3 separate regions of the Homo sapiens genome follow, and all the other regions are linked to region 3. A link is a loop called in an ENCODE intact Hi-C map of the cell type or tissue named here. Cell type or tissue: heart right ventricle. All regions are shown on one strand. Links, peaks and the distances in the headings refer to the core of each region. The heading gives the core; the rest is flanking DNA.

What was found. Hi-C counts contacts between places; a loop is a spot of excess contacts. Peaks named below come from ENCODE experiments on the same cell type or tissue, not always from the same donor. Only the 100,000 strongest peaks of a DNase experiment are listed, where the experiment ranks them.
Region 1: it touches region 3 in a loop (2.5-fold over the local background); 21 of 110 quality-filtered maps call a loop at or near these places.
Region 2: a loop joins it to region 3, with 2.3 times the contacts of the local background. A loop is called at or near these places in 6 of 110 quality-filtered maps.

Annotation. Positions count from the first base shown.
Region 1 is chr19:18,259,027-18,269,384 of GRCh38, reverse strand. IQCN (IQ motif containing N) reads left to right here. Exons shown (of 4, transcript NM_001145304.2): 3 at 1,859-5,022. Among named protein-coding and RNA genes, the nearest start is that of CIST1, 8.8 kb to the right of the region's middle. In heart right ventricle, for the core only: no CTCF peak of the experiment used is centred there; no DNase peak of the experiment used is centred there.
Region 2 is chr19:18,202,037-18,211,196 of GRCh38, reverse strand. PDE4C (phosphodiesterase 4C) reads left to right here. Exons shown (of 15, transcript NM_001098818.4): 15 at 1-3,232. The coding sequence ends at 268. RAB3A (RAB3A, member RAS oncogene family) reads left to right here and starts at 7,155. Exons shown (of 5, transcript NM_002866.5): 1 at 7,155-7,301; 2 at 8,457-8,684. The coding sequence starts at 8,457. It overlaps LOC102725254 (a long non-coding RNA gene), which reads right to left and starts at 6,467. Exons shown (of 2, transcript NR_134910.1): 1 at 6,298-6,467; 2 at 5,634-5,741. RefSeq lists silencers at 5,804-5,863, 6,749-7,138 and enhancers at 6,519-6,618, 6,804-7,098, 7,131-7,913. In heart right ventricle, for the core only: a CTCF peak has its summit at 2,659 (motif pointing left); a DNase peak (open chromatin) is centred at 2,883; H3K4me3 peaks cover 11 bases; H3K27ac peaks cover 361 bases; H3K27me3 peaks cover 1,115 bases.
Region 3 is chr19:18,390,802-18,401,159 of GRCh38, reverse strand. It overlaps LRRC25 (leucine rich repeat containing 25), which reads left to right and starts at 3,538. Exons shown (of 2, transcript NM_145256.3): 1 at 3,538-4,975; 2 at 9,035-10,023. The coding sequence starts at 4,197. The coding sequence ends at 9,173. In heart right ventricle, for the core only: no CTCF peak of the experiment used is centred there; DNase peaks (open chromatin) are centred at 1,965 and 3,455; H3K4me3 peaks cover 1,219 bases; H3K27me3 peaks cover 1,106 bases.

The DNA.
Region 1 (10,358 bases), core at 2,475-7,474, 130 kb after region 3:
CCAGGCTATGCATCAGGGTGGCTTGACAGTGTCCCAGCTCTCTCTGCATCCTAGTTACTTCTGAAAGCCACAGTCACCACTTTTTCTTCCTTCTTTCCATCCTTCCATATGCCATTTACCTACCCATCCCCTAATCCACCCACCCACCCATCCACCCATCAGTCTACCTCCTGTTGGGTTATCTCTTCACCAGTCTTTCCAGCTCTCTTTAATTTCCCTCCCTCCCTTGCTTCCTTCCTTCTTTCCTTTTATTTGACACGGAGTTTCACTTCTGTTGCCCAGGCTGGAGTGTGATGGCGTGATCTTGGCTCACTGCAACCTCCTCCTCCCGGGTTCAAGCAATGCTCCTGCCTCAGCCTCCCGACTAGCTGGGACTACAGGCTCATGCCACCATACCTGGCTCTTTTTTTTTTTTTTTTTTTTGAGACAGAGTCTTGCTCTGTCACCCAGGCTGGAGTGAGGTGGCGCGATCTCGGCTTACTGCAACCTCTGCCTACCGGGTTCAAACAATTCTCCTGCCTCAGCCTCCTGAGTAGCTGGGATTACAGGCACGAGCCACCATGCCGAGCTAATTTTTGTATTTTCAGTAGAGATGGGGTTTCACCACGTTAGCCAGGCTGGTCTCAAACTCCTGACCTTGTGATCCGCTCACCTCGGCCTCCCAAAGTGCTGGGATTACAGGCATGAGCCACTGTGCCTGGCCTACTTTTCTGTATTTTTAGTAGAGACGGGTTTCACCATGTTGGCCCGGCTGGCCTCGAACTCCTGACCCCAAGCAATCTGCCCACCTTGGCCTCCCAAAGTGCTGGAATGACAGACATGAGCCACCGTGCCGGGCCAATTTGCCTTTAACACTTTATTCATCAGCTTTATTTACCTATTCATCCAAACCTTCATCTGTCTTTCCAACCCATCTACCATTCACTCATCGACTGATTCATCCATTCAGTATCTAGTCCTGTATCTATCTGTCCATCCAACTTCCAATCCACTCACCATTTATCAGTCAAGATGCCCCCCCCACCCAATACCTACCCATTCACAGCTTGGAACCAAGCTCTATGACTGAGATGGGGACACAGAAATGACTCTGTCTTCTAGGATTCACAATCAATGGGGAGAGGCAAATAATCTCCCCCACCACACTTCTCTCTCTCTCTTTTTCAAACACACACACACACACACACACACACACACACACACACACACAGAGGCAAACAGGAAATTTCCAAAACATTGTGATCAGTGCTAAACCCAGGGTACATCCAAGATAAAGTTTGAAAAGCAGGCCGGGCGCGGTGGCTCACACCTGTAATCCCAGCACTTTGGGAGGCTGAGTCAGGTGGATCACCCGAGGTCGGGAGTTCGAGACCAGCCTGGCCAACATGGTGAAACCCCGTCTTTACTAAAAATACAGAAAAGTAGCCAGCCAGGCATGGTGGCGTGCACCTGTAATCCCAGCTACTCGGGAGGCTGAGGCAGGAGAATCGCTTGAACCCAGGAGGCGGAGGTTGTGGTGAGCCAAGATCACAGCATTGCACTCCAGCCTGGGCAACAAGAGCAAAACTCTGTCTCAAAAAAAAAAAAAAAAAGAAAAGAAAAAAGAAAAGCAGGTAAGTGGTCGGGCATTCAGGTGTCATACACTGTGTGCCAAGATGAAGTGGCCGTAGGGTGATGAGAGGTGGATATAAGGATGGCAAAGACCACTTGGGAGAGGGAGGGATGGAAAAAGGGAGGCGGAAGATCGCAACGTGCCAGGAACAAGATCTGGGCCTGGGGGGCCAGTGTCCACCCCAGCCAGGAGACCTCTTGTTTGCAGGACCTGCTACACCCTGACCACCCCCTGCCGCCCCCACAGGCAGAGCTGACCTGTCCGGTAATCAAGGCAATGCAGCCGGCCGCCTAGCTACAGTTCACGAGCCAGTTGTCACCCAGTGGGCGGTGCATCCTCCAGCCCCCGCTCACCCCAGTCTCCTGGACAAAATGGAGAAAGCGCCTCCACAGCCCCAGCACGAGGGCCTCAAGTCCAAGGAGCATCTTCCGCAACAGCCTGCCGAAGGCAAGACGGCGTCCCGCCGCGTCCCACGCCTCCGGGCTGTGGTCGAGAGCCAGGCCTTCAAGAACATCCTGGTAGACGAGATGGACATGATGCACGCCCGTGCAGCCACGCTCATCCAAGCCAACTGGAGGGGCTATTGGCTCCGGCAGAAGCTGATTTCCCAGATGATGGCGGCCAAGGCCATCCAGGAGGCCTGGCGGCGCTTCAACAAGAGACACATCCTTCACTCCAGCAAGTCGTTGGTAAAGAAAACGAGGGCGGAGGAGGGGGACATACCTTATCACGCCCCACAGCAGGTGCGCTTCCAGCATCCGGAAGAGAACCGCCTTCTGTCCCCGCCCATCATGGTGAACAAGGAGACCCAGTTCCCTTCCTGTGACAATCTGGTCCTCTGCAGACCCCAGTCGTCCCCCCTCCTGCAGCCCCCAGCAGCTCAGGGTACCCCAGAGCCCTGTGTGCAGGGTCCTCATGCTGCCAGAGTCCGGGGGCTGGCCTTCCTGCCACACCAGACGGTCACCATCAGATTTCCCTGCCCAGTGAGTCTGGACGCAAAATGCCAGCCATGCCTGCTGACCAGAACCATCAGAAGCACCTGCCTCGTCCACATAGAGGGTGACTCAGTGAAGACCAAACGTGTAAGTGCCCGGACCAACAAAGCCAGGGCTCCGGAGACACCATTGTCCAGAAGGTATGACCAGGCAGTTACGAGACCATCCAGAGCCCAAACCCAGGGCCCTGTGAAAGCAGAGACCCCCAAAGCCCCCTTCCAGATATGTCCAGGGCCCATGATCACCAAGACTCTACTCCAGACATATCCAGTGGTCTCCGTGACCCTGCCACAGACATATCCAGCGTCCACGATGACCACCACCCCACCCAAGACTAGCCCAGTTCCCAAAGTAACAATAATCAAGACCCCAGCCCAGATGTATCCGGGGCCCACAGTGACCAAAACTGCACCTCACACATGCCCCATGCCCACAATGACCAAGATCCAGGTACACCCCACAGCCTCCAGAACTGGCACCCCACGGCAGACATGCCCTGCGACCATCACGGCAAAGAACCGACCTCAGGTTTCCCTTCTGGCTTCCATCATGAAGAGCCTGCCCCAGGTATGCCCGGGGCCTGCGATGGCAAAGACCCCACCCCAGATGCACCCGGTCACCACCCCAGCCAAAAACCCATTGCAAACATGTCTGTCAGCCACAATGTCCAAGACTTCATCCCAGAGGAGCCCAGTTGGGGTGACCAAGCCCTCACCCCAGACCCGCCTGCCAGCCATGATAACCAAGACCCCAGCCCAGTTACGCTCGGTGGCCACCATCCTCAAGACTCTGTGTCTGGCCTCTCCAACAGTGGCAAATGTCAAGGCTCCACCCCAAGTGGCGGTAGCAGCCGGAACTCCCAACACCTCAGGCTCCATCCATGAGAACCCACCCAAGGCCAAGGCCACCGTGAATGTGAAGCAGGCTGCAAAGGTGGTGAAAGCCTCATCCCCCTCCTATTTGGCTGAGGGGAAGATCAGGTGCCTGGCTCAACCACATCCGGGAACTGGGGTCCCCAGGGCTGCAGCTGAGCTTCCTTTGGAAGCCGAGAAAATCAAGACTGGCACCCAGAAACAGGCGAAAACAGACATGGCATTTAAGACCAGTGTGGCAGTGGAAATGGCTGGGGCTCCATCCTGGACAAAAGTTGCTGAGGAAGGGGACAAGCCACCTCACGTGTATGTGCCTGTAGACATGGCTGTCACCCTGCCCCGGGGACAGCTGGCTGCCCCACTGACCAATGCCTCATCCCAGAGACATCCACCCTGCCTGTCCCAGAGACCACTGGCCGCCCCGCTGACCAAGGCCTCATCTCAGGGACATCTGCCCACTGAGCTGACCAAGACCCCATCCCTGGCCCATCTGGACACCTGTCTGAGCAAGATGCATTCCCAGACACATCTGGCCACAGGTGCCGTGAAGGTCCAGTCCCAAGCGCCTCTAGCCACCTGTCTGACCAAGACGCAGTCCCGGGGGCAGCCGATCACAGACATAACCACGTGCCTCATCCCAGCGCACCAGGCTGCTGATCTCAGCAGCAACACCCACTCCCAGGTGCTCCTAACAGGGTCCAAGGTGTCCAACCACGCCTGCCAGCGCCTCGGTGGCCTCAGCGCCCCACCCTGGGCCAAGCCAGAGGACAGACAGACCCAGCCACAGCCCCACGGACACGTGCCGGGGAAGACCACTCAGGGGGGACCATGCCCGGCAGCCTGTGAGGTCCAGGGTATGCTGGTGCCGCCGATGGCACCCACCGGCCATTCCACATGCAACGTTGAGTCCTGGGGAGACAACGGAGCCACACGTGCCCAGCCATCAATGCCCGGCCAGGCGGTGCCCTGCCAGGAGGACACGGTAGGCTCCCTGCTGGCCTCCTTGTGTGCTGAAGTAGCTGGTGTGCTGGCATCCCAGGAGGATCTCCGCACTCTGTTGGCCAAAGCCCTCTCCCAGGGAGAAGTCTGGGCAGCTCTGAACCAGGCCCTGTCCAAGGAGGTCCTGGGTGCCACTGTCACCAAAGCCCTGCCCCAGAGCATGCTGAGCATGGCGCTGGTGAAGGCGCTGTCCTGGAGTGAGCTGCGCCTGACCCTGTCCCGAGCCCTGTCCCGGGGCGAGCTGCGGGCGGAACTCACCAAGGTCATGCAGGGTAAATTGGCCGAGGTGCTTAGCAAGGCTTTGACGGAGGAGGAGTGGGTGGCTCTGAGCCAGGCCCTGTGTCAGGGTGAGCTGGGTGCTCTCCTGAGCCAGTCTTGGTGTCGGGTGGCCCTGAGGACTGGAACCATCCTCCCCAAGGCCGCCTCGAAATCAACAGGAAGCGGGGTGACTAAGACGCCGGCCCTGGTGAAGGTGGCCTGCAGGAGGAGTCCATCGGCCGCATGGGGGCCCTCCCTGGGCCCCGTGAGACCACAGACCAGCAAGGTCAGGGATTCCCAGGTTGGGATCTGGGGTTGTTTCACCATGGGCCAACCTGCCGGGCCCTTGGAGGAGATGGGGGATTGATGGGGCCATCTTGTGGGGGTCACCCTGCTTATCTGTGGTCACTGTGGGAGCCTCGGTGATGGGTAGCGTCATCACCAGCATTCACCAGGGTCCCCTGATCACTGGCCTGTATCCCATGCTGTCCCGGGAGATGATGGAGTCCAGCAGGGACTTCTCCTCAAACCTGGATTTGAGCCCCAAGTTCCAAAAGGAAGAAGCATGCCCGACCCTGGAGCCTGGCACATTGGCATCAGATTTTAACCCCGAGGGGAGTGGGGAGGGCCCCAGTTTGCTCAAGCTGTCCCACATGCAGCCACCCCCGAGTCTGTGGCAGCCTCTCATTGCCAACTGTGTGGGCCCAAGCATGAACCAGCCCTCTGTGATCTATGGCACAGCCCCGAGCTGCCACAGGCCACATGTGGTCAGCAGGGTGGCCTCTTATCTATCGACCAGGGAGGGCAGGGTGGCCTCGGGTAGGCTTCCTTGCAGCGTGGGTGGTGGGAGGGCTGCCCATGTTCACCAGCCTTACCTCACCTGTGGGGGCCTGCCTTGGTGTCAGTCCTCAGGGGTACATCGTGGTCTCTACCAACCCTTAGTGGCCAGAGGCCAGCAGCAGGCATCCAGGGCTTCCAGGGAGAGCCTGGGGAGGAGGTATCAGCCCCCAAATCGCAAACAGGCCCCCCCGGGTACTAGGGAGGTGATAGACAAGGGGGCCCCAAGTCCCTTGCAGGTCACCATGGTGACCAAAACTCAGGCATCCAAGACTCATGGTCTGTTTCAAGCTTCCCCCGGCAGTGCATTGGCTCAAGTTCGTCCCAAGACATCTGTCTGTGGACAGGGGAGGAATCGAACACAGGGTTCTGTGTCTGCCCTGCTCTGCCCCCAGAAGCTAGCAACAGACCACCAGCCATCCATCCTCGGTGAGCCAGTAGGTGGTTTGCCACAGGATCGAGACGGTGACCTGGCCAGGAGCTTCTCCCAGGGCTTTGTGACCTACAGTCAGGAGAACAATTCCGAAAGCTCTCTGCAAAGTTCTAGTTCCCTCAGCCTTTCCACTATGTCTGTGGCCAGCCTGCCTGCCGTCAACAAGATAGATGAGTCACGGGAAAGCAGTTTAGAAGGGGACCTTGCGGTGAAGTCTGTTTTTCCTCCGGAGTCCATGGGGACACTCCAGAGGTTTAAGGATACGCAAGAGACTGAAACCGGCTATAGGTACATGACCCTACACTTCCCCTACCGGCCCACTCCAGCCTCGGAGAAAGTGCCCAGTTTCCAACACAGCTCAGTGTCTAACTGCTTGACCTTGCGTGTTCACTGGGGCTCAGAGGCTGAGATCCACAAGTTCTCCTTAGGCAAGAGCTCTGTGAATCTGATTGAGGTGTCCCAGGCAACCGTCAAGACAGAGCTGAGGAGGACTCTGTCTTTAGGTACTGTGGTCTCCACTGCATATAAGCCACCATCTGTGGCCAAGAGCTTGGCCCCAATTGTGTCCCAGGCTACACTGGCCAGTAGGGTAGCCCCAAACCTAGGCCAGGCATCAGGGTTCAGTAGGCTGGCCCCAAGCCTATCCCAGCATATAGCATCCAGTAAGGTATCCCCAAGGCTAACCTGCCCATCTATGGGTAATTGGGTGACCCCAAGGCTACCACACTCCTCTGTGCCTAATAGAGTGACACCAAGACCAGCACAGCCATCTGTGGTGACTAGGAGGTCCCCAAGCCGAGGACACCCATCAAGGACCTTTAGAGTGGCCTCAGACCAAGGTCACCAATCAATGGCTAACTGGGGGTCCCAAAACCTAGCCCAGCCATCTATGGACAGTGGGGAGCCCTCAAGCCTAGCCCAGCCATCTCAAGCCCCTGGGGTAACCTCAAATCTGGCCCAGCCATCTCAAGCCTTTGGGGTGTCTCCAAGTCCAGACTACCCATCTCAGTCTGTTGGGGAGTACCCAATGCTGGCTCAGCCATTTCAGCCCACTGAGGTGTCCCCAAGTCCAACCTACCCATCTCAGGCCATTAGGGAGTACCCAACCCTGGCACAGCCATTTCAGCCCACTGAGGTATCTCCAAGCCCAGCCCACCCATATCAGCTCACTGAGGTGTCCCCAAGTGCAGCCTACTCATATCAGCCCACTGAGGTGTCCCCAAACCCAGGCTACCTATCTATGGCCATTGAGATGTCCCCAAGCCCAGAATACCCATCTGTGGCCACTGAGGTGTCCCCAAGCCCAACCTACCCATATCAGCCCACTGAGATATCCCCAAGCTCAGGCTACCTATCTGTGGCCACTGAGGTGTCCCCAAGCCCAGGCTACCCATCTCAGCTCACTGAGGTGTCCCCAAGCTCAGGCTACCTATCTGTGGCCACTGAAGTGTCCCCAAGCCCAGACTACTCATCTCAGCCTACTGAGATGTCCCCAAGCTCAGGCTACCTATCTATGGCCACTGAGGTGTCCCCAAGCCCAGGCTACCCATTTCAGCCCACTGAGGTGTCCCCAAGCCCAGACTATCCATGTGTGGCCACTGGGGAGTCCCCTAGCCTTGCCCAGCCATCTCAGCCCACTGAGGTGTCCCCAAGCTCAGCCTACCCATCTGTGGTCACTGGGGAGTCTCCAAGCCTGGCCCAGTCATATCAGCGCACTGAGGTGTTCCCAAGCCCAGCCTACCCATTTATGGCCACTGAGGTGTCCCCAAGCCCAGGCGACCCATCTGTGGTCACTGGGGAGTCCCCAAGCCCAGCCTACCCATCTCAGCCCACTGAGATGTCCCCAAGCCCAGCCTACCCATCTCAGCCCACTGGGGAGTCTCCAAGCCTGACCCAGCCATCTCTGACCATCAGAGTGTCCCCAAGCCTAGCCATGTCATCTCAGACTATTGGAGTGTCCCCAAGCCTAGCCATGCCATCTCAGACCATTGGAGTGTCCCCAAGCCTAGCCATGCCATTTCACACCATTGGAGTGTCCCCAACCCTAGCTCACCCATCTATGGCCATTCGGGAGTCTCCAAGCCTGGCCCAGCCTCCTCAGTCCACTGGGGAATCCCCAAGCTTGACCTGGCCATCTCAGGCCACTGGGGTGTCCCCAAGTGTAGCCCACCAATCTGTGGCCAGTAGGGTTTCCTCAAGCCTAGCCCAGCCATCTCAAGCCAGTGGGATGTCCCCTAGACAAGATTACCCACCAGTGGCCTCCAGGGTGTCCCCAAACCAAGCTCACGCATCTATAACCAGCAGGATGTCCCCTAGCAGAGCTCATGCATCTATGACCTGTATGGTGTCCCCAAGCCAGGTTCATCGATCTATGCCCAGTGAGGTGTCCCCAAGCCTTGCCCAGCTATCTCAGGCCACCACTGCAGTGCCCTTAAGACCAGCTCATCAACCTATGGCCTGTGGTGTATCCCCAAGCCTAGCCCAGCCGTCTCAAGCCACAGGGATGTCTTCAAGGCTAGCCCACCAACCTATGACCTGTGTGGTGTCCTTAAGCCCAGCCCAGCCATCTCAAGCCATTGGTGTGTCCCCAAGCCTAGCCCACCCATCAGGACCCCATGGGTTGTCTCCAAGTCTAGCTCACCCATATGTGGCCAGTGGGGCGGGCTCCAGCCTAGCCCACCCATCTCAGACCACTGCAGTATCCCCAAGGCAAGCCCAACCATCTGTGGCCTCCAGTCCAGGCAAGACAAATTCATCCTGTACCCTAGCCTCCAGCCTAGCCGAGCCAGCTATAGCCCCCAGCCTATTCCCACCATCTGTGGCCCACACGGAAGCCCTAAGCCTGGCTCAGTCACCCCCGGACACTAGGTTGGCCCCAAGCCGATCCCAGCCATCTGTGGTCAGTGGTACATGTCATGGCCTCAATGAGCCATGCTGGGGCTCTAGGCTGGATTCAAATCTGCAGTGTTCAAGGGTGGACTCAGTAGCCCCGTGTCTGTGTCACCCATCAGCGTTTGTTTCAGTTAGCCTGGGTGGACCATATCCCTCTGTGGCTGGAAATATGGACCAGGGTCTGAACCAGCCATCCCTGGGTACTGGGGTGAACCTATGTGAAGAACCTCTGATGGTTAGTGAGATGGTATCCAGCCCCCCGGACTTCAAGTTCAACGACGTGTCCCTTGGGTTCCATCATCCACCCAGGGTTGGTGGGAGGCATGTGTGTCCACCCTCTGTGGTTAGTGTTTCAACACCAAATCTCTCTCATGCTGATGAGGAGGCCTGTTGTGTAGGCCAGTGAATCACGCCTCTGTTCAGGGGTGTGGCTGTAAGCCATCCCCAGGAGCCTTTGGCTGATGCTATGTTCCCCAGTGGGTCTCAGGGGACCACATCTCCTGGCCTAGCTGGGAATCTCCCCTGGAGAACCATAGCAACTGGCATGGGCCAAAGTCAATGTCAGGTGGCCAATGGCATGGCTTCCCTTGCATCCCAGGTCTTAGAGGCAGGTGGCCCTTTGACACATCCCTCTGGAACCACAGGGATGGCCCCCAGCCCCTCTCTGGCTTCAGTGCCCAACAGACTGGCCGTGACTCAGTCTAATCTTTCCCTGAACAGCATGGACCCCAGCAGCTCCCAGATCAGTGTGGTTATTCCAAAAAACATAGACTGCTGGCACCCTTCTGAGGCATCCATGGTCCCACCCAGTTACCAGCAGAGAGATGTGATTCCGCAGGACTCTCTGAAGAGCAGGGCTGGTCGTGGTGCGGCAGGAGGTTTTGTAGCCAGTAGAATGAGCACGGGCGCAGTCCCAGGCACTCTGCCTGGTGGCATAACCTCCAGCCTTCCCCCGGGCTCCACCATCCGAGGCATGGGTCACAGCCTTCCCGCAGGCTCTGTGTCCAGTTGGGTGGCTCCCAGTCTGATGGCAGACAGAAAGAAGCCAAGTCTATCTGTAAGACCCTCCGCTAGCTTAGCTGCTCCAAACTTGCTCCCAGGTTCAGTAGTGAGTCGGGTGAGCCCAGTTGTCCCCCTGGTTCTGTGCCAATGATGGGGGCCTCTAGTGTGGCTCAGAGCTGCTCCAAGGGGCCCATGGTGATTGACATCACTGCCCCTCCTTACCTCAAAGCCTGGCTGGGGAGAGGTCTTTAGCCCCCTTGCAGATGCCCCACACCACCAGTCTGGCTCCAGGTCACTCCTCAGCCCCGGCAGCTAGTGGCACAGTGAGGAGTCTACACCGAGTGCCCACGGTTCTATCAAGAGCCTTACAATTGAGCCAAGATGCTAGGATAATGCCATCTGGGGTCACAGGGGACCAAGCCAAGCTAGGAGAATTGGATGAGGCTGTGTTCCAAGTG
Region 2 (9,160 bases), core at 1-5,000, 190 kb after region 3:
GGACACGCTGGAGGACAATCGAGAGTGGTACCAGAGCAAGATCCCCCGAAGTCCCTCAGACCTCACCAACCCCGAGCGGGACGGGCCTGACAGATTCCAGTTTGAACTGACTCTGGAGGAGGCAGAGGAAGAGGATGAGGAGGAAGAAGAGGAGGGGGAAGAGACAGCTTTAGCCAAAGAGGCCTTGGAGTTGCCTGACACTGAACTCCTGTCCCCTGAAGCCGGCCCAGACCCTGGGGACTTACCCCTCGACAACCAGAGGACTTAGGGCCAGCCCTGCGTGAACTGCAGGGGCAATGGATGGTAAAGCCCTTTGGCTCTTGGCAGGCAGACTTTCCAGGAAGAGGCTCCATGTGGCTCCTGCTTCACTTTCCCACCCATTTAGGGAGACAATCAAGCTCTTAGTTATAGGTGGCTCCCAGGGTCTAATTGGAGGCACCTGGCTGGGGTCCACTCTGACCCTAGACTTGCCTAAAAGAGCTCTCTAAGGGGCAGCCTCTTACGATGCCCTGGTGTCTTTCTCCTGGGCTTCTATCCCTGTGAGGAGAGGTGCTGTCTGCTGGAGCCTCTAGTCCACCCTCTCCAGTGGTCACTCTTGAGTCACATCTGTCACTTAATTATTTCCTTCTTTATCAAATATTTATTGCTCATCTACTTCGTGCCAGCTTTCTGCCTCTGTAGTAGCCCTGCACAAAGGGTGGGGAGTCAGGAGACCATCCCAAAGGCATCTCCCTGTCTTCCTCTACCAAGCGGCTCTCTGCAAGAGCATGGAAATGTGAGTGGGGAAAATTTTCAGCACCAAAGCTTCACTCATACCCAGTTTTGTTTCTGAAACTACGGTAGGGGGCAGGAAGAGGAGCAGAAAAGAAGGGCTGGGCAAGGCATAGTGGCTTATGCCTGTAATCCCGGTACTTTGGGAGGCTGAGGTGGGAGGACTGCTTAAGCTCAGGAGTTTGAGACCAGCCTGGGCAACATAGCAAGACCCCCACCATCTCTGAAAAAAAAAATTAGCCAGGCATGGTGGTGTGCACCTGAGAATCCCAGCTACTCAGAAGGTTGAGACAAAGGGGATCGCTTGAGCCCAGGAGTTGGAGGCTGAAGAGAGCTATGACTGCATCACTGCACTCCAGCCTGGGCAACACAGCAAGATCCTGTCTAAAAATAAAAAGAAAAGAGAAGGAAAGGAAAGAGACGGGGCTCTGAGGCCGAGCACAGTGGCCCATGCCTATAATCCCAGCACTTTGGGAGGCTGAGGCAGGTGGATCACCTGAGGTTAGGAGTTCGAGACCAGCCTGGCCAACATGGTGAAACCCCATCTCTACTAAAAATACAAAAATTGGCTGGGCATGGTGGCGGGTGCCTGTAATCCCAGCTACTGGGGAGGCTGAGGCAGGAGAATCACTTGAATTCAGGAGGTGGAGGTTGCAGTGAGCCGACATCATGCCACTGCACTCCAGCCTGGGCGACAGAGCAAGACACTGTCTCAAAAAAGAAAAGAAAAAAAAAAAAGCCGGGCCAGGTGGCTCACGCCTGTAATCCTAGCACTTTGGGAGGCTGAGTGGGGGTGGATCGCCTGAGATCAGGAGTTCAAAATCAGCCTGGCCAACATAGTGAAACCCTGTCTCTACTAAAAATACAAAAAATTAGAGGCTGGGTGCGGCGGCTCACACCTGTAATCCCAGAACTTTGGGAGGCCGAGGCGGGTGGATCACGAGGTCAGGAGTTCAAGACCAGCCTGGCCAACACGGTGAAACCCCATCTCTACTAAAAATACACAAATTAGCTGGGCATGGTGTTGGGTGCCTGAATCCCAGCTACTCGGGAGGCTGAGGCAGGAGAATCGCTTGAATCCGGGAGGCGGGGCTTGCAGTGAGCCGAGATCGTGCCATTGCACTCCAGCCTGGGTGACAGAGCAAGACTCCGTCTCAAAAAGAAAAAAAAAAAATTAGCCAGGCATGGTGGCAGGTGCCTGTAATCCCAGCTACTTGAGAGGCTGAGGCAGGAGAATCGCTTGAACCCGGGAGGTGGAGGTTGTGGTGAGCCGAGGTCGCGCCACTGCACTCCAGCCTGGGCAACGACAACAACAATAAAAAGAGGGGGCTCTGTGCCCGGCATGTCTCTGAAGACTGATTGAACCTATGCACCAGTTGTTGCTTTAAGTCGCTTTATTTTCTGTCTTTGGTGTCTCTGGATGTAGGAGCCCCCTGCTTTCTCTGTCCGCAGAACTCCATACTGGGTCCCCTACGTGTTCCTCCTTCCCTAGGACAGCAACAAAAACACACAATTTTCCCTCTCTAGCAGGTCTCTAAGTCTCCTGATTCCTGAAACTGCCTCAGACTCCCCCTAGAGGGAGGGAGGCCCCTGAGGCTTTCTTGCCATCATAGCCTCTTCTGGGCCTCAGTTTCCCCTCTGTAACCTGATCCTAGTACTTGGATAAACTCCGACGAGGTGTGGGGGGTTGTTGTCTGTGACCTCCCTGAAATATCTTAGACATTTGGGGTACTGAGCATTTATCTGGGGTTAAATAAAATCTTTACATCTTAAGACATTCGATTGACCAAATTGAGTGTCCTGGCCATTTCACTGATGAGGAAACTGAGGCGCAGAGAGGTCCTCTTGCCAGCTCAAAGTCAAGCATCTGGGCGCCCAATGTTAGCCAGCGGCACCCCCTGGTGGCGGGCGTGGGAGACACGGCGGGGCGCGCTTGTCGGGGGTTGGGGGGTGGGTCGGAGGGGTGGCATCCTCCAGCCCTGATGGTCCCACTTACCGCACCTCGCCGGGAAGAGCTCGTCCTGCTGGTCGGGCCTCCGAGCGGACTGGGCAGCACCATGCTCAAGCCTAGGGTTCGATCCCCGCCTCCGGAAGCCTCAGTATCCATCCCTCCCCTCTGCCTCCCTCTTCGCGTGCCTGAATATTTATACAAGATACAGGCGTCATCACAGCCGCCCTCGGCTTCCAGAGCAGCTGGCTTCGTTCATAAATATTATAACCACTCAGAATTCATCATCATCACAGTTAATGATAAAATTCCACAGTGCCAGAACTAAAAGTCATCCGGGTTCACGAACTTGGTGCATTTCCTTCCAGACTTTTAAAAAGAAGATATTTAGGGAATTTTTTTTTCAAGATTTTTCCCCCCAGTCCGCTTACAAAGTAATACCATGTTCGCTGTAAAAAATTTGGAAATAATGGAAATGTATAAAGAAGGAAATAAAATTCTGCTGTATCTCCACCCATGGATTATCTGCAGTATTTTGACTTATTTCCCTCTAGTTTTTCTCCATCTGTTATAAGATATTCATATTTTTGGCTGGGCGCGGTGGCTCACGCCTGTAATCCCAGCACTTTGGGAGGCCGAGGCGGGCGGATCACGAGGTCAGGAGATCGAGACCGTCCTGGCTAACAGTGAAACCCCGTCTCTACTAAAAATACAAAAAATTAGCCGGGCGTGGTTGCAGGCGCCTGTAGTCCCAGCTACTCGGGAGGCTGAGGCAGGAGAATGGCCTGAACCCGGGAGGCGGAGCTTGCAGTGAGCCAAGATCGAGCCACTGCACTCTAGCCTGGGTGACAGAGCGAGACTGTCTCAAAAAAAAAAAAAAAATTCATATTTTTTTCTTTCTTTTCTTTTCTTTCTTTCTCTGTCTTTCTTTTCTTTCCTTTTCCCTTTCTCTTTCTTTCTTTCTTTGCGTCTCGCCTTGTCGCCCAGGCGGGAGTGCAATGGTGTGATCTTGGCTAACTGCAACCTCCGCCTCCTGGGTTCAAACGATTCTCCTGCCTCAGTCTCCTGAGTAGCTGGGATTACAGGTGCCCACCACCATGCCCAGCTAATTTTTGTATTTTTAGTAGAGACTGGGTTTTCACCATGTTGGCCAGGCTGGTCTTGAACTCCTGACCTCATGATCCGCCTGCCTCGGCCTCCCAAAGTGCTGGGATTACAGGCATGAGCCACTGCACCCAGCCCTAGAATATTCATATTTCTTATAAATGAATATTCATATGTTCTCCTTCAGTTTGAGCCAAAGGCATTTGTCCCTCTCCTCTTACTGACTGCATCTGCTCTGGCCACACTGCAAGCCTGGTCCCACCACAGGGCCTTCAAACAAGCTGTTCCCACTACCTGGAATGCTTCTCTCTCAGCCCCCAGCCTCACCCATTAGATTTTTGTTTTTATTTTTGTTTTAGACAAAGTTTCGCTCTTGTTGCCCAGGCTGGAGGACAATGGCGTGATCTTGGCTCACTGCAACCTCTGCCTCCCGGGTTCAAGCGATTCTCCTGCCTCAGCCTCCCAAGTAGCAGGGATTACAGGCGACCGCCACCATGCCCGGCTAATATTTAGTAGAAATGGGGTTTCACCATGTTGACCACGCTGGTCTTGAACTTCTGACCTCAGGTGATCCACCCACCTCGGCCTCCCAAAGTGCTGGGATTACAGGCATGAGCCACCACACCTGGCCCCCACACTGGGTTTTAAGTTAGTGTCTTCTTCCCCGAGAAGTCGTCCCTGGACCCGTATCTGGGATACTTTTTTTTTTTTTTCTTGAGACAGAGTCTCCCTCTAGCACCTAGGCTGGCGTGCAGTGGTGCCGGTGATCTCAGCTCACTGCAACCTCCGCCTCCCTGGTTCATGCGATTCTCATGCCTGGGCCTCCTGAGCAGCCTCCTGGGACAGGCACCACCACACCGGGCTAATTTTTGTATTTTTAGCAGAGATGGGGTTTCACCATGTTGGCCAGGCTGGTCTCGAACTCCTGACCTCAAGGTCAAGGAGTGATCCTCCTGACTCGGCCTCCCAAAGTGCTGGTATTACAGGCATAAACCACCGCACCTGGCCACATTTTTATTTTTATTTGTCTAGTGTAGACGATAGGGTAGGGATGCAGGGAAGCCTCTGGACTTTCCTCTGAGTGGGACCGGCCTGGAAGCCTAGCCCGTTCTCCCACCAGCTCTGTCTCCCCTGACACAAAGAAAATACCCCAATCCCGCAGCCCCTCCCCCAGCTCAACCATTTCTAATTCCAGAGCCCAATGCTGCTCTGGACAATCAAGGGCTTGCATTCTTTTTAAATTTAAATTAAGTAATTAATTTTTTGAGACAGCGTCTCACTCTGTCGTCCAGGCTGGAGTGTAGTGGCGCGATACGGTTTCCTACAGCCTCGACCTCCTGAGCTCAAGTGATCCTCCTACTTCAGCCTCGGGAGTATTTGGGTCCACAAGCACGCGACACCACATCCAGCTAATTTTTAAATTTTTTGTAGAGATGGGGCCTCCCTATGTTACTCAGGCTGGTTTCCAATTCCTGGGCTCAAGCGATCCTCCCGCCTTGGTCTCCCAAAGTGGTGGGATTACAGGCGTAAGCCTCCGCACCCGGCTATTTTTACTTTAAAATACTAAGTCAGTGACGGAAGCTTCCGCACATTCTCGTGGCTCACTTTTCTCTTCCTGGGGAAAAAAGGCAGGAGGTATTTCCGAGAGAGCCACCCATGTAGGAAGCGTGCCTTTGGGCGATCAGGGAGCTGAGCAACCGAAAAACCTCCCCTCCAAGGAGGCGGCAGGCCAGGGCCTGGACCAGCTGCCCTGGAGCCCCCCACAGAGCACGGACTACCGCGTGGGCGCGGAGGGCAGGGAGAATGGGAGGTGGATTTCTTTTTATTTTTTGTTTTTCTGAATTTTCCCAATTTCTCTGCAGTGGATTGGTGATACTTCTATAGTCCGAGTGGGGGAGGAGGGAGCAAACATGTTACCCTAAAAAGAAAAAATAAATTTCCCAAATGTAAACGGTGCGGGGACGTGGGGGTGGGCGTCCCAGTACTCCCAGGGCACTGGGGGCGGGCTGGGGACTGGGTTGGCGGCGGCTGGGCCTCGAGGCGCTAAGTTATTCTGGTCTCTCGGCGCCTCCGCAGCTGGCGAGCTTTTTATAAACAGGACGAGTCACCCCCCGCCACACACACACGCTCCAGCCCCGCCTACTGGGAGGGGTGGGGGGAGAATCTAGGGGATCAGGACTCTCCTGGGGGCCACACACCCCTGGAGGGTTTGAAAGCTGGAGTAGGGGGAGCAGGAGACCCAAAGTGGGGGCTGGGGTTTCGGGCTCCTCCTCCCTCCCCAAATTCTGACTTCCTTCCCTAAAGATTTGGAGGAATAAAAGATGGACCATCTTAGCTCCCAAAAGGCTCCATCCTCTGAGTTTTGCTTTCCCAGGATGGAGGGAGGGGGTCTCCCAGCCCCCGGGTCTTTGAATCCGAGCTTTGAAGAGCTGGAGGCTTCGGCTCGTGCCCTCCCTGTTTCCCGGGGCATTTACCGCAGGCTTTAAGGGGTTTCCGGGACAGGTCGCTTCTCTGTCCCTGCTAAACCTTTTCTTCGAATTTTCTTCTTGATGACGGGGCGCAGGGAGGGGAGGGGGTTCCCAGAGAGTCCATCAGCCCCTTCCTCCTTTTCTGGGAATGGTGGGGAGGGGAGGCTCTCTTGACCTCTACTTCTTTCTTTTCAAACCTCAGAAACGGGGGAGGGGTGGAGTCTTTACTAGCCCCTCCCTCAGTGGGGGGGTCTTACGCCTCGGGAATGGGACAGGGGTCCCTCTTGACTCCTGTTTATTCTTTGGTATTTATTTTGAACCCCATATATGTGAGGGTATAAAACATCTCTTGGGCCTCGATTTTTCTTTTCTGCAATTGGGAGTCAGGGGCATTTAACAGGGGTCACAGCACCTTGGACTAGACGGTGGCCTCAAGAGTCCCCTACCTGGGGTGGGTGCGGGCGGGTAAGGGAACCGCCCCTCGAAGACCGGGGCTCAGCCAAGGCCTCAGCCTCTCGGCCCTTCAATCTCCCAGATGCCACCATTGGACAAGAGGAGGGCGTAGACAATCTCTGATTGGCTACTTCGCCCGTCGCTCGAGAGCTTAAGCCAGTGAGAGAACGCTGAGGGGCCCCGCCTCCCCGAGGCGGACAGGAGGCGGACGAGAGGCGGAGTCGGCCCCCGCGCCGCTCCCGCCCCTACTGGATGCACACGCTAGGCCCCGCCCCATTTGCACGTCAATCTGCTCAGGAGCCCTGCCCCATCTGGCTCTGCGTGCGTCAATGGGCCACATCTCTACGCGCGGCTCCGCCTCCGGATGGCGTCACGGACTTATCTACATGTGAGGCTCCGCCCCTCCCTTTGCAGGACGTCACGGAGGACTGCAGGGGCCTGAGCCGCTGCTGCCGCCGCCGCCGCGCAGCCCCACATCAACGCACCGGGGTCCTGTCACCGCCACCGCCAAAAAAGTCACCGCCGCTAGGGTCGCCGTTGCATCGGTGCAGGGCAAGGTGAGCTCCTGGGCGGCCGGGTGTGCTCAGGCTCCGAGCACCTGCATAACCTTCATTTGACTGATGGGCTGATGGAGGTGGGGGACGAGGTTGACTAGGGTTGAATGGGGGGAAGGATGCGGCGGTCGCGAGGCTGGGAATGGGTAGGGCCCGGGCGCCCCACTCCTGCCTGATCCTCACCACTAACCCCCCCAACCCCCCTGCTCTGCGGCGGAGGGGGAGGGGAGCCGAGCTCCTTGCGGGAAGCTGTGCGCGCGGGAGGCTTTTGCGTGCGCGTGCGCGTGGTGTGCACACGCGTGTGCGCGCCTGCCTGTGTCAGCGGGTCTGTGTGCACCCTTGCTTGTGTACCTGGATATGCTCGTGTGACGCCGTGGGGGTCTGGGCCTAAGTGTGTGAGCGTTGCACGCGCGTGGAGAAAGACGTGTGGACCGCCTGTGCAGGTATGGCCCGTGCATACAAGCACGGGGATCCGTGTCCGTGTGGGTGATGTGCACACGCCTGCATGGGTGGAGGGGCCTGTGCGCACGGGTGGTTTGCACATTTCTATAGGCGAGTCGGTGTGCAAACAGGTGTCTGTGTCTTTGTCCTGTGCACCTCAGTGCGTTCACACACTCCTGTATGTACGGATGAGCGTGTTTGAGGCTGTGTGCACGTGAGCGTGTGCATGCCCCTCCTGTATCATGTGATGCAGCGGCCTTGGCCGGAGCTCTCCGGCCTGGAGGTTTGCGGGGAGCGGGGGCTGCAGATGCGCGTCCTCGAGGGACCATGCACGCGGTGCACGTGGGGCCGCGCGGCCGGGTTCTGAGGACCATGAAAGATTGATGGGGGGCGGAGCCAGCCGCAGTCACCCCCTCCGGGCTCAGCCCTGGGTTTAGGGTTACAGCCCCACCTGGGGCACCTGCCCCTTGAAGGGGGCTGCTGGGGTGTCCCCATCGGCAACCCTCTGAGCCCCTCCTCTGAAACGCCCAGGATTTCAAGGTCACAGGCTGCCCTCTGCTGGGGGCACCACCAATTAATACTGGGGCTCCTGATGGGATAAGGGTGTCCTCCATACACCGGCCGTTTTCTGGAGCCCTTGCCATCTTCTGCCTGGGCTTGGGCACATGAGGATGGAGAGAGCCCCCCTCACGGCTCTGCTACACCCGGTATCCCCAGATGGCATCCGCCACAGACTCGCGCTATGGGCAGAAGGAGTCCTCGGATCAGAACTTCGACTACATGTTCAAGATTCTCATCATCGGCAACAGCAGCGTGGGCAAGACGTCCTTCCTCTTCCGCTATGCTGACGACTCGTTCACGCCTGCCTTCGTCAGCACCGTGGGCATCGACTTCAAGGTCAAGACCATCTATCGCAACGACAAGAGGATCAAGCTGCAGATCTGGGTGGGTCCCAGCTGGAGGGCTCCCGCCCGGCTCGGTTGGATTCCCGTACTTGGAAAAGCAGCCCCAACCTCGTCTATCTCTTTCCTGACTGGAGTCATTCACTTACACACTGGGCATTTATCAGTAAGGTGCCCACTGTGTACCGGGGCAGAAACAGCACCTGTGTTCTCCCATAAGCACCTAATCCTGGTCCCTCAGTTTCCCCATCTTCAAGTTCTTCCATGTATGAGGTTTCAGCTGGATCTTGGTCCCCATTCTCTTTTTTTGTTTGTTTTTTGAGACAGGGTGGTCTTGCTCTGTCCCCTAGGCTGGAATGCAGTTACGTGATCACGGCTCTCTGCAGCCTCGACTTCCCAGGCTCAAACCATTCTTCCACCTGAGCCTCCTGAGTAGCTAGGACCACGGGCTTCTACCACCACGCCTGCTGATTTTTTTCTTTTTTGTAGAGACAGGGTCGGGCTATGTCTGCCCAGGCT
Region 3 (10,358 bases), core at 1,233-6,232:
AACTACAGTGAGAGGTGGGGGGAGGGGGGGCTGGGATTTTTGTCTGTTTTATTCACTGCTGTGTCTGTGGTTCATAGTACCTGGTATACAACAGGAACTTCATAAAGGCTTACAGAGGAAATGAATGAGTCTTTCCTTATAGGTTCATAGAGATTTATAATTTCATTTTCAGAACTTTGTGGCATGCTAGGATGGATGAACTGAACTGTTACTAATGTAACCAATCCTTTAAGTTATTTCCTTTTTTTTTTTTTCCTTCTTCTTGAGGCAGAGGATCACTCTGCACTCTGTCACCCCAGGCTGGAGTGCAGTGGCACGATTTCAGCTCACTTCAACCTCTGCCTTCCAGACTCAAGCGATCCTCCTGCCTTAGGTTCCCGAGTAGCTGGAACTGTAAGGATGTGCCACCACTCCCAGCTAATTTTTGTGTGTGTGTATATCTATCTATATATATATATAAAAATTTTTTTTTTTGGTAGACATGGGGTTTCACCATATTGCCCAGGCTAGTCTTGAACTCCTGGGCTCAAGCGATCCTCCTATCTTGACCTCCCAAAGTGCTGGGATTACAGGCATGACTCACTGTGCCCGGCCCATTTTATTTTTTTTCATGTAACAAACAATGCTGCAATGAATCACTTTGAGCCTGGAGCATCTTTTTGCCTTCTCTCTCTCTCTCTTTTTTTTTTTTATATGAAGTCTCGCTCTGTCACCAGGCTGGAGTGCTGTGGCGCGATCTAGGCTTACTGCAACCTCCAACTCCCTGGTTCAAGTGATTTTCCTGCCTCAGCCTCCCGAGTAGCTGGGATTACAGGTACATGCCACCACGCCCAGCTAATTTTTTGTATTTTTGGTAGAGACAGGGTTTCACAGCGTTGGCCAGGATTGTCTCAGTCTCCTGACCTTGTGATCCGCCCACCTCAGCCTCCCAAAGTGCTGGGATTACAGGTGTGAGCCACCACGCCTGACTTTGCCTTCTCAAAAAAACAAACCTGCAACATACACACAACATAAAATTGAACATTTTAGCCAATTTATTTATTTATTATTATTATTTTGAGATGGAGTTTTGCTCTTGTTGCCCAGGCTGGAGTGCAGTGCCGTGATCTCGGCTCAACTGCAAACTCTACCTCCCAGGCTCAAGTGATTCTCCTGCCTCAGCCTCCCAAGTAGCTGGGATTACAGGCATGCGCCACCACACCCGGCTAATTTTGTGTATTTAGTAGAGATGGAGTTTCTCCACGTTGGTCAGGCTAGTCTCAAACTCTGGACCTCAGGTGATCCGCCCACCTCAGCCTCCCAAAGTGCTGGGATTACAGGCATGAGCCACCGCGGCCGGCCCAGCCATTTATTTTAAATTATTTTTTAGAGATAGGGTCTTGCTCTGCTGCATAGGCTGGAGTGGAGTGGCACAATCACGGCTCACTGCAGTCACAACCTTCTGGGCTCAAGGGATCCTCCCACCTCAGCCTCTGAAGTAGCTGGGACTACAGGCTGAAGCCACCATGCCCAGCTAATTTTTAAATTATTATTATTATTATTATTATTATTATTATTGAGATGGAGTCTCGCTCTAACGCCCAAACTGGAGTGCAGTGGCATGATCTCAGCTCACTGCAACCTCTGCCTCCTGGGTTCAAGCGATTCTCCTGCCTCAGCCTCCCTAGTAGCTGGGATTACAGGCACGTGCCACCATGCCCAGCTAATTTTTGTATTTTTAGTGGAGACGGGGTTTCACCATGTTGGCCAGGCTGGTCTGGTACTCCTGACCTCGTGATCCGCCCACCTTGGTCCCCCAAAGTGCTGGGATTACAGGCATGAGCCACCACGTCCAGGCTGAGCCACATTTTTTTATTCGTTAGTCAGTTCACACTGTAAACATGCAAATATTCAGGCAGGGATTCCCAGAAGTGGACTTGCTGTGTCAGCAGGCACATGAGTTTATCATTCCGGTGGCCTGTGCCAGGGTGCCCTCCACCAGTGCTACACCATGGACGCACCCCACAGCCTGGCTGGCACAGAATGTCATTGCATTGTTGGATTTTTGCCAATTTGATTGGTGAAGACAAACAGTTTGTGATTTGCAGTTTTCTTATTAAGTGTGAACTTTTTTTTTTTTTTGAGACAGGTCTCACTCTGTTGCCCAGGCTGGAATGCAGTGGAGTGATCTTGGCTCACTGCAGCCTCCACCTCCTGGGTTCAAACAATTCTCCTGCCTCAGCCTCCTGAGTAGCTGGGACTACAGGCACATACCACCACACCTGGCTAATTTTTGTATTTTTTAAAGTAGAGACGGGGTTTCACCATGATGGCCAGGCTGGTCTCGAACTCCTGGGCTCAAGCGATCTGCTCACTTCAGCCTCCCAAAGTGTTGGGATTACAGGTGTAAGCCACTGCACCTGGCAAGAATGAGCATCTCTGGACATGTTGAAAAGCAGTTTCCCGCTTTTTCTTCAAGGTCTCCGTTCAAAGCCTTTGACCATTTCTTGGAGTTTGGCGATGTGAAGGACAGAGGCCGAAAAGAGGGGAAAACGTGGGGGAGTGGACTCCCAGCCTCCCAGATCCCGGAGAAGCCTCTGTGCATTTGACAGCTGTGGACATGGTGTCACACGCAGTTAAGGTGGCACAGTGAGTCGGGCTGGCATAGGTTGTACCTGGTCCACCTGACACCAGGTTCAGGTGAGGCCTTCTCCCAGCCCACCCCTCCTCAGTATCATTTTTGTCACTACTACCCCTCCAGTCTGCCTCAGGCCCCCATCTGCTTCTGGGACCTCAGCCTCCTCCCCAAGTTGCCCACCCCAGACACCAGGCTCACTCCAGAGGGACTTCTTGAGCCAGTGCCCCTCTGCCCACGCACCTGCCTTGGCTCCACATGGACCTCTTCCCCCACCACCAATTCCTTCTATCCTCTCCACTCCTAACCATGCTATCCCAGCCAGCTACATTTTCCCAAGCTGCTGGGAGCCCTCCTCACTGTCCCCTCCAGCATAGAGGTGCCACTGTGCAAGAACTCAGTGGGAGAGGCTTGGAGGAGCTTGGAGAGCCAATGATAGGTTTGGGGAATCTTAGTGAACTCCTACTCATGCGTTGAAGCCCCAACTGTAATGCCTCCTCCTCCAGGAAGCCTTCCAGGACCCTGTCTTTCCCTCTGGACCTTCCTTAACTGCATGGGACTAGGAGTGTCTATGTCCAGCTCTGTCCTCTCTTAAGATAGCTCCTTGAGGACCTGGTCAGGGCTGAGGCCTCTTGGGGGCCCAGCGTGGGTGATGCTTGTTGAATGAATAAATGACTGCATGAGCTGGGAACCAGCCAAGCTGAGATCAAGAAGCGAGTTGATGAGGTGGCAGTCGGTTGGGGTGCTAATAGAGGACATGAAGTCACTGGGTTCTAGCAAGAGGGAAGCGGGACTCTGGTCCACCCCTCCCTCTTGCCCTCCATCCACCTCTGGTGAGAACCTTGAGGCCCTGCAAGGGGGCGGATCTCTGTCTTCATTCTTCCCCTCTGCACTCCACCCAGACACCAGTTCCTCTTCCCCCTGAGTCGCTGGGTGCAGAGCCAGAGGAACGCCAGCGACCCCAGCAGCGCTGCGGACGGTGCTGGCCGTGGCCGCTGCGGCCCCCGTGTCCAGGTGGGCCAGGACGCAGCCTCTGGGCGCCGTCGCTTTTCCAGCATCGCAGAGGCAAAAGCGTGGCAGTGGGACCCAAAAGGTAGGACTGAGGCTCTAGAACTTGCACCTGTGCAGGGACTGCAAACCAGACCTGGGAGGACCCTTTCAGCAGCCCCCACTCCACCCTATCCCAGGACTTCCCAGCGACCCGCCGTTCTGGGAGATACCGGGAGCGTGATCAGGGGGCGGGGCCGTTTCCAAGGCAACCGCTTATTTGCATAGGGTCCCGTCCTGGCCAACGAGGGCGCCCCAAATGTTCAGGACATAGAAGAAGGGGTTAACTGGCCCGGATCTCCTCCTCGCCTTCCAAGCCCGCTAAGCACTGGGGTTATCTACCCATTCCCCAGAAGGGGAGACTGAGGCAGCCCACCAGCCAAAGGAGGCGACCAGACTGGGGCTGCGTTTTACCATTTCAGAAGCGGCTTGAGCTGGTCTGAGCTATAATAATAAACACTGGCGGTGGAGGCGAGGGCGACCACAGGGCTGAGGTCAGGGCTAGGATTCCGGTGTCTCTACGTAGGTTGCTTGAATGGGGGGCACCCTGGCATGGACGCTGCTGTTGCCGCTGCTGCTGCGGGAGTCAGACAGCCTAGAACCGTCGTGCACCGTGTCCTCCGCGGATGTGGACTGGAACGCGGAGTTCAGTGCCACGTGCCTGAATTTCAGTGGCCTCAGCCTGAGCCTGCCTCACAACCAGTCTCTGCGGGCCAGCAACGTGATTCTCCTTGACCTGTCTGGGAACGGCCTGCGAGAGCTTCCAGTGACCTTCTTTGCCCACCTGCAGAAGCTTGAGGTCCTGAACGTGCTACGCAACCCCTTGTCTCGTGTGGATGGGGCGCTGGCCGCCCGCTGTGACCTTGACCTGCAGGCCGACTGCAACTGTGCCCTGGAGTCCTGGCACGACATCCGCCGAGACAACTGCTCTGGCCAGAAGCCTCTGCTCTGCTGGGACACAACCAGCTCCCAGCACAACCTCTCTGCCTTCCTGGAGGTCAGCTGCGCCCCTGGCCTGGCCTCTGCAACTATCGGGGCAGTGGTGGTCAGCGGGTGCCTGCTTCTTGGACTTGCCATCGCTGGCCCTGTGCTGGCCTGGAGACTCTGGCGATGCCGAGTGGCCAGAAGCCGGGAGCTGAACAAACCCTGGGCTGCTCAGGATGGGCCCAAGCCCGGTTTAGGCTTGCAGCCACGGTACGGCAGCCGGAGCGCCCCCAAGCCCCAAGTGGCCGTGCCATCCTGCCCCTCCACTCCCGACTATGAGAACATGTTTGTGGGCCAGCCAGCAGCCGAGCACCAGTGGGATGAACAAGGGTAAGTAAGCCACTGAGACACCTGCCAAAGTGGTGAATAATAAGGCTCCACACCCAGATGGCCGAGGTTCAAATCCCAGCTCTGCCGCTTGAAGGCTGTGGGATCTTAGGTGAGTAGCTTTACTTCTCTGAGCCTCAGTCTCCTCACCTATAAAATGGGGAGAGGACTGGACATGGTGGCTCACACCTGTAATCCTAGCACTTTGGGAGGCCAAGGCAGGCGGATCACTTGAAGTCAGGAGTTTGAGACCAGCCTGGCCAACACGGTGAAACCCAGTCTGTACTAAAAATACAAAAATTAGCCAGGTGTGGTGGCGGGCGCCTGTGGTTCCAGCTACTGAGGAGGCTGAGGCAAGAGAATCTCTTGAACCTGGGAGTCAGAGGTTGCAGTGAGCCAAGTTCATGCCATTGCACTCCAGCCTGGGTGACAGAGTGAGACTCCATCTCAAAAATAAAATCAATAAAATAAAGTAAAATGAGGGAGAATTACAGCCCCCATCATAGTGTGTTGGGGTAAGAATTAAGTGAGTTCCCATATATGGGACAAACTTCCCCCCCTTATGACCTGTAAACCCAGTTTCTGGCGGCCAAGGATGGGGAGACAGGAGGCAACTGCTTGAGCGGAGTTGGGGCTCCGCGGTGGCGGTCAGCAGCATAGGCCCAGGTCCCATGTGACCCAAGGCTGTCTCTGAACCTCCATTTCTGTCTCCATAGAGTGGGGACAGCCCCCCATTTCCCCATGACACACATGAGATACTAAAGAGGTGCCCTACAAAGTCCCATCACCACTAGATGATTTTTTTTTTTTTTTTTTTGAGATGGAGTCTGGCCCTGTCATCCAGGCTAGAGTGTAGTGACACGATCTCGGCTCACTGCCAGCTCCGCCTCCCGGGTTCATGCCATTCTCCTGCCTCAGCCTCCCGAGTAGCTGGGACTACAGGCGCCCGCCACCACGCCAGGCTAATTTTTTGTATTTTTAGTAGAGACGGGGTTTCACCGTGTTAGCCAGGATGGTCTCGATCTCCTGACCTCGTGATCCGCCCACCTCAGCCTCCTTAAGTGCTGGGATTACAGGTGTGAGCCACCGCGCCCAGCCGACATTTTTTTTTGAGACAGTGTCATTCTGTCGCCCTGGCTGGAGTGCAGTGGCACCATCACAGATCACTGCAGCCTCAAGCTCCTGGCCTCAAGTGATCCTCCTGCCTCAGTCTCCAGAGTAGTTGGGACCACAGGCACATGCCGCCGCACCCAACTAATTTTTGTATTTTTCATAGAGACGGGGGTCTTGCTATATTTCTCAGGCTGGTCTCAAACTCTTGGCCTCAAGTGATCCTCATGTCTTAGCCTCCCAAAGTGCTGGCATTATGGGTGTGAGCCACCGCCACCGGCTTCTGGATGATTTTGCTGGGCTTAGACAAATGAGTTGAACTTTTCTAGGTTGGTGTGGGGTGCGGTGGCTCATGCCTATAATCCCAGCACTTTTCGAGGCCAAGGCGAGGTCAGATCACCTGTGGTCAGGACCTCAAGACCAGCCTGACCAACATGGTGGAACCCTGTTTCTACTAAAAAATACAAAAATTAGGCCGGGCACGGTGGCTCATGCCTGTAATCCCAACACTTTGGGAGGCCAAGGCAGGAGGATCACGAGGTCAGGAGTTCGAGACCAGCCTGGCCAATATGGTGAAACCCTGTCTCTACTAAAAATACAAAAATTAGCCGGGCATGGTCGTGGGTGCCTGTAATCCCAGCTACTTGGGAGGCTGAGGCAAGAAGAATCACTTGAACCCAGGAGGTGGAGGTTGCAGTGAGCCCAGATCGCACCACTGCACCCCAGCCTGGGCGACAGAGCGAGACTCCGTCTCAAAAAAAAAAAAAAAGAAAGAAAGAAAGAAAAAAAGAAAAGAAAAGCTTTTCTAGGTTGGAAAAGGGAATGGAGGGAATTTCAAGGGGTGGGACCCTCAGGGGCAGAGACCCAGAGGTGGGAAAGAACAGAGAATTTGCTGTGAATGGTTTTTGAGAAGGGATGACTTGAAAGCTGAGGCCTGAGGGGAACAGGGAGGGCCAAGCAGGAAGGGGCCGCGGCCATGGCTGTGTTTGGGCAGCAGAGTCCGTGCCAGGAGGTGGGGAGGCTATCGGAAGGCTGTTGGTGAGAAAGGAGAAAATATGCAAAGCAGATGTCAACATGGCTCAAAAGCAGAAATGGTCTGAGGCAGGGTGTTGAAGACACTGGACTCGCAAAAGCAGCTTGTGCTCTGATGTTCATCTTGGCCTCCCTGTCCCCGAGGCTTCCGGATCAGCCTCCTTTATGTACTGGCCTCCAGAAACACTGTGTTTAGAATTGACTGTGTCATTTCCACCCTGCATCTTACAGTTACAGACATGGAGGCTCTGGGAGGCAGGGAAATGACTTGTCCAAGGTCACATAGCCAGTCAAAAAAGGCAGGACACAAACCCTGCGTCCCAGACCTGTTCGTCCCCCTACAACCACTTAGGGGTTGGTGGGCAATTCGTACTAGAGTATAATTGACTGATAGATGCTGTTAACACAAAGTAGCCCTTTTGCCTTTTTTTTTTTCCCGCTCTGTCGCCCAGGCTAGAGTGCAATGGCATGATCTCGGCTCACTGCAACCTTCACCTCCCGGGTTCAAGTGATTCTCCTGCCTCCTGCCTCAGCCTCCCGAGTAGCTGGGATTACAGGCGCCCACCATCACACCCGGCTAATTTTAGTAGAGACGGGGTTTTGCCATGTTGGCCAGGCTGGTCTTGAACTCCTGACCTCAGGTGATCTGCCCACCTTGGCCTCTCAAAGTGCTGGGATTATAGGCGTGAGCCACCGCACCTGGCCCAGTGGCCCTTTTTACAAGAGGAGCTGGGTTGGAATTAGAATGTTCAGGAGGCAGGAAAATTCTCTGGAGGTCTTGCTGACCATAACAAATATTCCTAAGTAGCTACCTGCTCCTTGACCAATTCTATAGATGCAGAAACTGAGGCTCAGAGACTTGCTTTTATATATGAGGGCCACAAAGTCAGTTGCTTCAGTGGTGAAAACATTTCCCATCGGAAGGAGCACAGAGTGTGGGTGCAGCCACTTGTGTGCATGTGACTGACGTGGCCAGAGCTTCCGATTTTTCAAGAGGAAACAAAAATTTAGATTTTAATGTAATAATGAACAGCTACCTCAATTTCTGTTTTTTTTGAGACGGGGTCTCCCTCTGTCATCCAGGCTGCAGTGCAGTGGTGTGATAACGGCTCACTGTAGGCTCGACCTCCTGGGCTCAAGCGGTCCTCCCACCTCAGCCTCCCGAGGAGATGGGACTCCAGGCACACGTCACCACGCCTGAATAATTTTTTAATTTTTTGTAGAGATGGGGTCTCACCCTGTTGCTCAGGATGGTCTCAAACTCCTGGCCTCAAGCAGACCTTCTGCCTTGGCCTCCCAAAGTGCTGGGATTACAGGCATGAGTCACCGCGCCTGGCCGCTATCTCATTTTTAAGGAAGGAAAAAGGGTTCAGGGTCCTCAGACCGCAGCGTTACACCCACAGAACCTTCCCTAAATCACTGCCCTCCCGCAGCCTCCTCAGAGAGAGGTGGGGTTGGCTAGGAGTCAGAACGCTAGCCCGTGCCAGTTTCCCCATATGTAAATATTCGGGGTGGACTGAGCCACTCTGAAGCTTTCTTTTTTTTTTTCCTTCTGAGATAGAGTCTTGCTCTGTCTCCCAGGCTGAAGTGCAATGGCACGATCTCGGCTCACTACAACCTCTACCTCCTGGGTTCAAGTGATTCTCCTGCCTCAGACTCCCGAGTAGCTGGGACTACAGGCCTGTGCCACCATGCCTGGATAATTTTTGTATTTTTAGTAGAGACGAGGTTTCATCATGTTGTCCAGGCTGGTCTTGAACTCATGATCTCAGGTGATCCACCCACCTCAGCCTCCCAAAGTGCTGGATTACAGGCGTGAGTCAGAGCACCTGGCCCACTCTGGACTTTCTCAAAGCTCATGTGCCTGTCCCCTGAGTCCTCCCCCTCCCACACTTACCCCTGGTCTGTCTGTCCCCCCAGGGCTCACCCTTCAGAGGACAATGACTTTTACATCAACTACAAGGACATCGACCTGGCTTCCCAGCCTGTCTACTGTAACCTGCAGTCACTGGGCCAGGCCCCAATGGATGAAGAGGAGTACGTGATCCCCGGGCACTGAGCCTAAGATGTCCTAACCTCCACCCAGAACCCCTTCAGTCCCTGCTGGGTGACTCAGGGCGTCCTAACGCCTCCATGGCCTCAGTTTCCCCATCTGAAGAATGGGTACAGGAAAGGATTGTCCTTGAGGCCCCAGGAAGCTCTGCCGCCCCCTCCCTGTCCCTCATGCCGCTCCTCAGCTCCCTCAGCTCCTAGAGGGGGAAGAGGAGAGACCCCCAACAAGGGGACAGGACGGTCACTGTGCCAATCCTGTCATCACCCTCCTGTGGATGTACAGGCAGTGCTCAATAAATGCTTCGAGGCTGATGAGGCTGCTGGCTCAGGGTGCGTGGGTTCCTCAAGGTGGGGATTTCTGAGTTCTAAGACCAAGTCTCCATCTGAGACTCCCAAATTGCTCCCCACCTCCCATCCCTGTTTTTTTTTGTTGTTGTTGTTTGTTTGTTTGTTTTTGAAACTGAGTGTCACTCTGTCACCCAGGCTGGAGTGCAATGCTGCGGTCTCAGCTCACTGCAACCTCCGCCTCCTGGGTTCAAGTGATTCTCCTGCCTCAGCCTCCTGAGTAGCTGGGATTACAGCACCCGCCACCATGCCGAGCTAATTTTTGTATTTATAATAGAGATGGGGTTTCGCCATGTTGGCCAGGCTGGTCTCGAACTCCTGACCTCAAGCGATCTGCCCGCCTCGGCCTCCTGAAGTGCTGGGATTACAGGCGTGGCCACTGCGCCCAGGCACATTCCTCCCTTCTGCCCCTCTCAGGGCCCCTTCCCAGGTCCCTGATCTCCAGGCTTGGCCTCCAGAGCAGCCCACACCAACCCCAAAATAAAAAAATGTATATATTCCTTTAGCTCTAATATTCTGAGAAAATCTTTCAAGACCCTGGTGCAATGCCACCTCCTTTGAGAAGCTGTCCCTGGTTTCTTCTCAGGCAGAGTTAATGACTCACAGATGTCTGTATTTCAAGAGTTTTTTCAGGCTCATGCCTCAACTGGGTTTCCTATCAGCTGGTCCCAGCCCAATCCTCCAACCTGGGGGAGATAGAACTAGAGACAAGTACCCTCAGTCCTGGGAGATCAAGCCTGGGCCAAAGGGAAGAATGGGAGCACAGTCCCCACATGGAGACAATTGAATGAGTTTGAATAAGGCTGCATGTAAGAGGGGAATCTGCAGTGGGTTTTGAAGGATGCAT